Linked DNA regions of Homo sapiens: region 2 is linked to region 1. Evidence: chromatin loops called from intact Hi-C (ENCODE). Cell type or tissue: dorsolateral prefrontal cortex. All regions are shown on one strand. Each heading gives the region's core, and the rest is flanking DNA. Links, peaks and the distances in the headings are about the cores only. Region 1 overlaps ABCA9 (ATP binding cassette subfamily A member 9). Region 2 overlaps ABCA8 (ATP binding cassette subfamily A member 8).

What was found. Hi-C counts contacts between places; a loop is a spot of excess contacts. Peaks named below come from ENCODE experiments on the same cell type or tissue, not always from the same donor. Only the 100,000 strongest peaks of a DNase experiment are listed, where the experiment ranks them.
Region 2: it touches region 1 in a loop (9-fold over the local background); 8 of 110 quality-filtered maps call a loop at or near these places.

The regions. Positions count from the first base shown.
Region 1 is chr17:68,970,130-68,975,517 of GRCh38, forward strand. ABCA9 (ATP binding cassette subfamily A member 9) reads right to left here. Exons shown (of 39, transcript NM_080283.4): 39 at 4,359-5,388. Among named protein-coding and RNA genes, the nearest start is that of ABCA8, 17 kb to the left of the region's middle. In dorsolateral prefrontal cortex, for the core only: CTCF peaks have their summits at 2,182 (motif pointing left) and 2,381; no DNase peak of the experiment used is centred there; H3K27ac peaks cover 1,265 bases.
Region 2 is chr17:68,907,929-68,913,316 of GRCh38, forward strand. The region is part of intron 17 of ABCA8 (ATP binding cassette subfamily A member 8); the gene reads right to left. Among named protein-coding and RNA genes, the nearest start is that of ABCA8, 45 kb to the right of the region's middle. In dorsolateral prefrontal cortex, for the core only: a CTCF peak has its summit at 2,514; DNase peaks (open chromatin) are centred at 2,433 and 2,673; H3K27ac peaks cover 5,000 bases.

The DNA of each region.
Region 1 (5,388 bases), core at 169-5,168:
TCAGTCTTCTGATTAGCAACGTAGAATACCTACTCTCTAGGGTGTTGAGAAAGATTTTCAATTTGAATAATAGGAGTAAAATTTAATCAGAATCCTAGTTGAGAAAAATGTAACATGGGACATTTTTTAAGAATGTAGAGTTTATTTTTTCTAAGCCAAAACAACATTACCTATACAATTTTCATGTGTCTTGAATCCCCAAGGACATTAATCCTGTAGTATATTGACAGATGCAAATTAAATACATATACACACTGTTCTATCTATTGCATTCGGCAAGCATGATAAATGATTTTCTCCAGCAATGCTCAGCTCCGACTGGAAAAGTGGAAAACTGCAAGACTTGAGTTTGGGAGTTTAGGATGGGTTTGGGGGAAGGCAAAATGTGACCTTGAAAATATAGTTTAAGTGACAAAGAAAGGAGATGAAGTTAGTTAGGGTTGGAAGGCAGGTCAAAGTATGGATGGGCCTTGAAACTGTAAGTTCTCTTTTGATTATCTAAAATGAATGACATAATTAACAAGACAGAGTTTCAAAATAGTGAGATAATAACCAAATATTTAGCAAATGGAGCTACTCAAAGTGTTAGAATAACACATGAGTTTAGCAGAAGATAAATAATAAAAAGGACAATATGAAATCCACATTATCTGATAGAAACATTTTTGCTTAAATTTTCCATCCTTTTTTTTTTTAATAGGACAGTCTTTTCCACCATTTTCAGCTCATTGCTTCCTGAACTCAACCATGTCAGTCAATGGGCTCCACCTTAAAATTTGTTCAGCATTAAGGATCCTAAATGAAGGACTGGGCAGTGTGGTTCTAGGAAAGCATGAACCTATACAGGGAAGGGTAAAAATTCAAACTAAGCCAATCATAAAAGAGACTCTTCTCCTGGTCAAACTCATTATGATTTACTATGCATCTATTAGTGAGGGAAGAACTGTAAGCCATTATCCAGCCTCTAGTTACAATCTTATATTTTATTATATGTAAAGAGATATTAAAACTGAGTTTATATTCTATAGTGCATTTCCCAAAAATAAGTCTGCAAAAGTTTACTGTGACCTGAGATAAACGTCTCTCTATTCTCTAAGAGCAAGTAATGAAATTTGTCAGGTTCTACATTTGTAAAACAAGCAAATCACAGTAGGATCGCTGAGGTCCTTTATTTTTATTTTTTAAAAGACAGAGTCTCACCTATTGCCCAGGCTGGAGTGCAGTGGTGCAATTATAGCTTCCTGCAGCCTCAAACTCCTGAACTCAAGCCACCCTCCCACCTCAGCCTCTCGAGTAGCTGGAACTACATGTTCATGCCACTGTGCTCAGCTAATTAAAAAGGTGTTTGTGTGTGAGTGTGTGTGTGTGTGTGTGTGTGTGTGTGTGTGTGTGTGTGTGTTGGTAGAGATGGGATCTTGCTATATTGTCCAGGCTAGTCTCAAGTTCCTGGCCTTAAGCAATTCTCCCACCTCAGCCTCTCAAAGTGCTGGGATTACAGGTGTGTGTCCGGCCTTCGAGGTCCTTTTCCACCAAGAATTCTAAGATTATTGTGTAGCGCTGGTTTAAATGCACTCCCAGGGTTCATGTGAGGAGTCGGTGCTGAGTCAAGGTCTTTTTTTCCCAGTAAGCTAACACATCCACTTCAGCATTAACCTTTCCTGTCAAGACAACCCAAGGAATGGCTTTTTACGGTGCCACCCCAGAAAGAGAGACTTCATTTTATTTTCAACAGTCTTTGCCACACTTGCTTTGTCAGAAGTTTTGCTGATTCAGTATATACTACAGTTTGTTGAGGTCTTTATTTTCCCTCACAGAAATAATCTACAGATTATTATGTGACATCACTGAGGCCCGTGCCGTCTTGAAAATATTCAAAGGGACGTGAACGTCAAACAAAATGTATTCCAATGTCTATAGATATTTCTATTAATTACTGAACATTTGTATTGCTAATTTACTAGATTTGTTCTCAAAGGACAATTTTTGCAGGTTGGCCGAATGTGCTAAGCACAGAACCCAAAATTTCTAAATAAAGGAGATCAACTGTTCTGAATTCCTCATTTTTTTACTAAAGATAAAATTATCGAGCAGTTGGTTTAAATAACATATAAATCTAGAGGATTAGGGGAGATTTTGGAAATTTCTGGAAATATTTTGGGTTGTCACACTTGGGGAGTGGTACTGCCATCTGGTGGATAAGAGAGCAGAGATGCTGCAAAATATTTTACAATTCACAGGACAGCCTCCCCCACCACCACTCCAACAAAGAAGTTTCCAATACAAAATGTCAATCGTGCCACTGTTGAGAAACTCACATCTCATATAAGAATAAACTAAGTATCATTAAAATTATTTCTTTATAATCCTTGTAATATTTTCATTTATTGAGGCTTCAAAATAAGTTATTCTTACCTTCTATTTCAAATACTCCAAACATTCATGCAATATAACTTTTAATCTAAGTGGAGATATTCCTTCCTAGTTTTTTTATATTAAGTTAAAGGATAAACTCATCCAAAGGCATTGTGTCTTGGGTTGGATTGTGTCCGAAGAGGGGTTTGGAGGAGACATTAAAATATTTCCACCAACTTATGATAAGAGTTTCATTTCAAGACAGTGACTTTTTTTTTCTTTTTGATGGAGTCTCACTCTGTCGCCAGGCTGGAGTGCAGTGGTGGGATCTCAGCTCACTGCAACCTCCGCCTCCTGGGTTCAAGCGATTCTCCTGCCTCAGTCTCCCAAGTAGCTGGGACTACAGGTGCGCGCCACCACACCCAGCTAATTTTTGTATTTTTAGTGGAGACAGGGTGGTCTCGATCTCTTGACCTCGTGATCCGCCCGCCTCAGCCTCCCAAAGTGCTGGGATTACAGGTGTGAGCCACTGCACCCGGTCAAGACAGTGATTTTAGCACAAGATTTCCACTCTTTTGCTTTGCAATTTCCATGAATATAACTCAGTAAATCAAAACAAGAAGATAATTTATTTTAGCACTAGTAATAGGCAAGTTACTATTGCTTGGCTAGACACTTTCAGGTTGGTGCAATGTGAATACACTGAGAATGAAGGAAGTATCCACTAGCCAGAGAGTCAACACAGATAAACACGTGGGAAGACAGTAGGAAGGATCACTCTTGCAGAGTTCTGCACCAGGTAAGGAATGGCAATAGGAAGCATGGAACAGTTCAATTGCAATTGCATCAGTGCCCTGCATGCTTGAGAGATTCTTACCCTAGGTTTTTGCTTTCATTGTTTTCTTGGCATGAACTACTGTACTAGTCGATGTAATGCTGACTATCTGTTGTAACCAACCCCTAAATCTCAACAATCTCTATATCTTAATACCTCACAGTGGTCTGTGGCAGTTCAGGGTTTTCTTTTTCTTTTGTTTGTTTTCTTTAAGTTACCACAGTAGAGGACACCCACCTTCCTTCCCCATGACCCTCCCATCTTCAAAAACAGACACAGAGCAACAAGTCTTCATGTTTCAAATCTCTATGACTTCCCCTTCTGCCACTATTCTAAGAAAGCTCTCTACGTTTAAGGCATCAGATGATTAGATCAGGCCCACACAGATAATCTTTCTTTTCCTAATGTCAAAGGTGTCATGAAATATAACAGAGACAATGAAGCAATATTGTGTCATATTCTTAGGGTCCAGAGATTAGGGAGGCAGATCTCTACTGGGCCATTTTGGAAATTCTGCCTCTCACAGTGCCAAATATAAATAAGAATATTTGTTGGTAATGTTATTATGAAGATTGCATAAAATAATCAATATATGTACAGAACCTAGTTATAATGTGTATTCTTAGTCTAATAAATAATGATAATATTGCCATGATCATATTATGCTTCCAAGTTTACTATTTCACTTTCTTTTATAGAACTGTTGGATATAAATCCTTTGCTTAACACACTTTCACTGAGATTATTATTGGCATTTTTTTTTAGCTTTGGGAACATACTCTTAGAATACTGAAATGATGTGTTTCTTCATCAGCTCCCAACATATAGCACATTGACACTTTCTTGTTGAAAACTGCTTCACTGAAGTCCTGAGTCTGAGTGTGTCATTAGTGCGGATGAACCCAGTCTTATAAAATCAAGTCTTATTTAAGGCATAGGCCTTATATACAATGATAATGGCACAGTCTTTGGAAATTTGGCTCACTGCAAGAAACACTTACTCTATTACTGATGTACGTAAAGTGAACTATAGTTTTCAATGGGTTGACTTGTATCAACTCATTTGTGACTTATAAAAGTCAAGTGACTCAGTAGGATCAGTATTAATGTCTCTTTTTTAAAAAAAATAAGAAGTCTGGGGCCCTTGGCCCAAGGTCTCAGACGAATATTCTTACGGGTTGATGGAAGTGTTTTATTTTCAAAAACTAGAAGAATATAAGAACTAAAATCAAAGCCAAGGTCTTTCACACAACTTCCTTCAAGTATTCAATTAGATAGCAATAATAATAGTATTAACAAGAAAAACTCACCTAAATAAGAGTATACAAGTTTATTTTAAGGTGTTCATAGGGTTACCAGTTGGATAGGTCATAATAATATATAGAGATATGGGAAATTAAGACCTATGAAGTTTTAATTATTTGCATAAGAGTATGCCCTTGCATCATAAGAAAACATATAAAAACAGAAATATGTTTCAAACTTGTGTATAACATATATATACATGTTCAACTTGATCAGGTTCTTACTGAAATTATTTATTTATTTTTATTATACTTTAAGTTCTGGGATACATGTGCTGAATGTGCAGGTTTGTTACACAGGTATACATGTGCCATGGTACTTTGCTGCACCCATCAACCCATCATCTACATCAGGTATTTCTCCTAATGCTATCCCTCCCCTAGCCCCCATCCCCCCAACAGGCCCCAGGGTGTGGTGTTCCCCTCCCTGTGTCCATGTATTCTCATTGTTCAATTCCCACTTATGAGTGAGAACATGCGGTGTTTGGTTTTCTGTTCCTGTGTTAGTTTGCTGAGGATGATGGTTTCCAGCTTCATCCATGTCCCTGTGAAGAATATGAACTCATCCTTTTCTATGGCTGCATAGTATTCCATGGTGTATATGTGTCACGTTTTCTTTATCCGGTCTATCATTTGTGGGTATTTTGGTTGGTTCCAAGTCTTTGCTATTGTAAACAGTGCTGCAATAAACATACGTGTGCATGTGTCTTTATAGTAGAATGATACAGATTTCAAATTTCCTTTATAGGCACAACAGACAAAACATGGACTCACAATCTAAACTCTGAAAAATGACAGAAAAGGAAAACCAGTGAATTAAGAACAAGTATTTAAAAAGGGAATTATAAAAAGCAAATACTGTGCTGCTGGGTAATCAATTGACTCCCCTTACCCGGA
Region 2 (5,388 bases), core at 236-5,235, 62 kb before region 1:
CAATAGCAAGAAAATAATTAACTAGTCTCTATAGGACAAAGAAAATCAATTAAAATCTAATGCCAGAAATAGGTCAGACAAACACAAAATAAGAGGACAAAAACCCAAGAAATAAGAGGACAAAAACCCAGCCAAATCATATAAATGTGATGGACAAAAGAAAAGAATGAGCTAATGAGAGTTACTGGTGAGGTTACTCAGGAGTAGTGCCCAGAGAAGTTTCATATTGATTGAAGCTCCTGAAGAGAGGGTGGTCACAGAGTGGAAAATACCAGGGTTGCAGTACAGCAAAGGTCAGGACTATGCAAAATGGATAACGTTGCAGTTGAAGGTTCAGTTTTAAGCTGACTAAATAGAATTGTTGTATCGCTTCAAAGGAACAAGAGACTTGTGAGAAGTATAGATGCCAAACAGTTTCAGTTACTCAATGTAGTCATCCAATGCAAATTTACTAAGTTCTTAGTATGTGACAAACATCATACTTAGTGTTGAGGATACAATGGTGACTAAAGCAGCATTATTCTGCTCTTATGGAGTTCATTGTCTAGTGCGGGCGTCAGGAAGAAAACATGTAGACAACCAGATGAGTAAAATAATTATCAATAGTAGTAAGTGCTATGAAGGAAACTGGATTATAGATAGAAACTAATAATGGATGAATGTGGTTTGCTTTTCTTGTAATGCTAAGCCCAGAACTTTGAATAAGAACAAAGTATCATTGAGAAAATCAGTCTATCCATTGAAAAATACCACAGCTATTTCTCCATTATAGAGAAACAGACAAACACAATATTCTATTAATTGAGGTTATAAATTATACAGTGGGCAAAATATCAGTAGTGACTTGGCTTTGAAATATTGTTTTAGCATCTGGAACGTGTTATTTAACTTATCTAAACAGTTACTTTATTAGAAAACTGGAATAATGATTCCCAGCCTCTAGGGTTATTCGAACAATGGAATAATAGTGAAGTTTGCACTTGACAAGCCCTTAAAAATGGTAGCAATTTTATTTGACCAAATGCATAAGTCAAAAATTATTCCACTGACACATAAGTCATGTATGAACTTAAAAGAATATATGCTATTTTTTTAGAAGTAGTGAAATCCACTGGAAGAGTGAAGCAAAAAATGTCGTAGCTGTTTTCCATGATGCTGACTCCTGAAATGAAAACAATTTAAGAATTATTCCTTGGCCACTTGTAGGAACTTGTGCTGAGTGCTGGGGCGGAATGAATGAGTCATGCAGAAAGTCATTCCTTGAGGAACTTGAAGCTTGAAAGGGGAGGTTGTAAAACTTTTTCTGTAAAATGTGTACTAGATAGTAAATTTTCTAGGCTTTGTAGGCTGTTAGAACTCTGTTGAAACTCTTCCACTCTGCTGTTGTAACATGGAGACAGCCAGAGCAGTGTGTAAAAGAAAGGGCATGACTGGGCTCCAACCAAACTGTATTTACAGAAAGAGGAAGTAGGCTGGATGTGGCTCATGAGCTATAATTTGTTGGCCCTTAGATTAGAAGAAAATAAGGCAATTGCACAAATAGGAGTCCATGAATGGACTCGCAAATTGGGCAGGGATCCTGACTAGCACTTTTTATTTTGAAAACATGTTATGTTTCCATGCAGTGTGCCAGGCAGTCTCTTATTTATTTTTCTATAACCTTTACTTGTAAGTAGGAATTGCTACTCTCACTTTGTAGGTGGAAACACTGACTTTCAGATAGTTTAATTAATTTCCAAGAAGAGATGCAAACAAAGTGCTATAAGAAATAAAAAAAAATTGGGACATTACACAGAACTGGAAAAATATCTACATGAGATATTTTTCAAATAACTTTCTAGGACTTAAACAAGTGCAGATGAGTTAAGGAAACTGTCATCCTATTTTCTTTGTATTGTTGTCATGATAGGTTTGTTTTCTTTCTTAAGTATAGATGGTATAAATTTACAAAAACGACCAATCATGTAACAAAAACAGTAGTTTAAAATATGGATTTGACTACTAGATTTAGAATTTAAAAATATTCAGGTTCAATTTCTGATTCCAGCACTTCTTAATCTAGGGAGTCTGTAATTTCATCTGTAAAATAAAAGTAACAACACTTCTATTTTAAACAATAGAAGATTTAGGAGGGGAGGTAGAGCAAGGTGGCCAGATAGAACCCTCCAGAAATCTTCCCATCCCCCAGGAACACCAAATTGAACAACTGTCCACACAAGGAAGCACCTTCATAAGAACAAAAAAATCAGGTGAGCAATGATAGTGGTTTTAACATCATATAAGGAAAGAAGCACTGGAGAGGATAGGAAAGACAGTCTTGAATTGCTGACACAACTTCCCATCCTTGGCAGCAGCTGTGTGGCACAGAGAGAGAATGTTGTATGCTTGGGGGAGGGAGAGGACAGTCATTGTGGGACTTTGCATTGGAACTCAGTGTTGCCTGTCACAGTGACAAGCAACGTAGGGCAGAATTCGGCCACTGCCCACAGAGGGAGCATTTAGACCAGCCTTAGCCAGAGGGGAAGCATTCATCCCACTACCATGGACTAAAGTGCTCTGGGGATCTAAATAAACGTAGGACCACAGGGACTGAAATTCCTGGGCAAGTCCTGATGCTGTTCTGGGCTCAAAGCCAATGGACTTGGGGTGCAAAAGACCTCGAGAGACACCAGCTGGAGCAGCCAAGGGAGTGCCTGTTTCACCCCCTCCCCCAACACCAGACAGTGCAGCTCGCTGTTCCAGGAGAGACTCCCTCCTTCTGTTGAGGAGAGGAGAGAGGAGTAAATAGGATTTTGTTTTCCAACTTGCATACAAGCTCAGCCACAGCAGAATAGGACACCAGGCAGAGTTCTGAGGACCCCATTCCAGGCCCTTGCTCCCAGATGACATTTTTAGACATACCCTAGGCCAGAAGGGCACCTGCTGCCTTGAAGAAAAAGACCCAGTTCTGGCAGAATTCATCACCTCCTGACTAAAGAACTTTTGGGCCTTGAATAAACACCAGGAGTAGCCAGGCAGTACTTGCCACAGGCCTTGGGTGAGGCCCAGTGCTCTGCTGGCTTCAGGTTTGACCTAGCACATTCCCAGCTGTGATGGCTGTGGGGAGAGACTTTCTGCCTGAGGAAAAGAGAGGGAAGAGTAAAGGGGACTTTGTCTTGCAGCTTAGGTACCAGCTTAGCTACAGTGGAGTAGAGAGCACCAAGCGGACTCCTGGGGTCCTGGATTCTAGGCCTTGGCTCCTGGATCTGGACTTGCCCCAGGCCAGAGGGGAGCCCATTGCCCTGAAGGGAGCTGCTACCCAGGCCTGGCAGCATGTACTACAAGCTGCCTGAAGTCCCTTGGGCCTTGAGTGAACATCAGTGGTAGCCAGGCAGTACTCGCTGCAGGCCTGGGGCAGTGGTGACTAGGGGGAGAGACTCCTTCTCCTTGAGGAGAGGGAAGAGTGGGAAGACTTTGTCTTCTGGTTTGGGTGTCAGCTCAGCTGCAGCAGAATACAGTGCCATGTAGATTCCTAAGATTTCTGACTCCAGGTCCTTCCTCCCAGAAGGCATTTCTGGACCCACCCTGGGCCAGTGGGAAGCTTGCCACCATAAAGGGAAGGACACAGGCCTGGCTGTATTTGCCACCTGCTGCCTGAAGAGCCCTTGGGCTTAGAGTGAACATTGGCGGTAGCCAGGCAGTGGTCGCTGCGGGTCTTGGGAAAGACCCAGTGCTGTATTGGCTTTAGATCTGACCCAGCATAATCCTAGTGGTGGTGGCCACAGGGGTGCTTGTGTCACCCCTCTGCCAGCTCCAGACAGCTCAATACACACACACACACACACACACACACACACACACACTCCATTTGGAGAAAGATAAGGGAAGGGAACAAGCATCTCTGCCTGGTAATCCAAAGTATTCTCCAAGAGCACCAAAGTGGTACGTCGAAGAGTCTGCAAGAATCACCATGTTACTGGATTTGAGGGTGCCCCCTAGTGCTGATACAGCTGCAGTGACCAAAGACTTAGACCATAACATTCTATTCCCTTTGAATACTTGGAAAGCCTTCCCAAGAAGGATGGGTACAAACAAGCCCAGACTGTGAAGACTACATTAAATACCTAACTCCTCAATGCCCAGACACTGATGAACATCCACAAGCATCAAGACTATCCAAAAAAACATGACCTCACCAAATGACTAAATAAGGTACCAGGGACCAATACCAGAGTGACAAAGATATGTGACTTTTCAGACAGATAATTCAAAATAGTTGTTTTGAGGAAGTTCAAATAAATTTAAGATAACACAGAGAAGGGACTCAGAATCTTATCAGATAAATTTAACAAAGAGATTGAAATAATGTTTAAAAATCAAGCGGAAATTCTGGAGCTAAAATATCAACTGACATACTGAAGAATGTATCAAAGTCTCTCAAGCAGAAGAATCAATGAGCTTGAAGACAGGCTATTTGAAAATACTCAGAAGAGACAAAACACAAAAGAATTGAAAAAGAATGAAGCATGCCTACAAGATCTAAAAAAGAGCCTCCAAAGGACAAGTATAAGAGTCATTGGCCTTAAGGAGGAGATAAAGAAAGAGATAAAGATAGAAAGTTTATTCAAGGGATAATAACAGAGAACATTCCATGCAAATAGAAAACAGAAAAGAGCAGAAATAGATATCTTTATATTAGACAAAATGAATTCCAAGACAAAAACCATAGAAAGAGAAAAAGAATGTCACTATATAATGATAAAAGGGTCAATTCAGCAAGAAGATATAACAATTGTAAATATATATGCACCCAACACTGGAGCACCCAGATATGTAATGCAAATGTTATTAAGGCTAAAGACAGAGAGAGAGAGAGAGACCCAATACAATAATAATAGCTGGAGACTTCAACACACTACTTTCAGCACTGGACAGATGATCCAGACAGAAAATCAAAAACATTGGACTTAATGTGCACTATAGATCAAATGGACCCAATAAATATTTATAGAACATTTTATGCAATGGCTGCAGAATACACAGTCGTCTCCTCAGCACATGGATCATTCTCAAGGATACACGATATGCTAGCCACAAAACAAGACTTAAATTTTTTTTTCAAATTGAAATTATACCAAATAGCTTCTCTGACCACAATAGAATAAAACTAGAAATCAATACAAGAGGAACTTTGGAAACTATACAAACACATGGAAATTAAATAATATGTGTTAGAATGACCAGTGTGTCAAGGAAGAAATTAAGAAGGAAATTGAAAAATTTATTGAAACAAATGAAAATGGAAACACAACATGCCAAAACCTATGGAATACGGTGGAAGCATTACTAAATGGAGAATTTATAGCAATAAGTGCTTACATCAAAAAGAGAAAAACTTCAAACAAACAA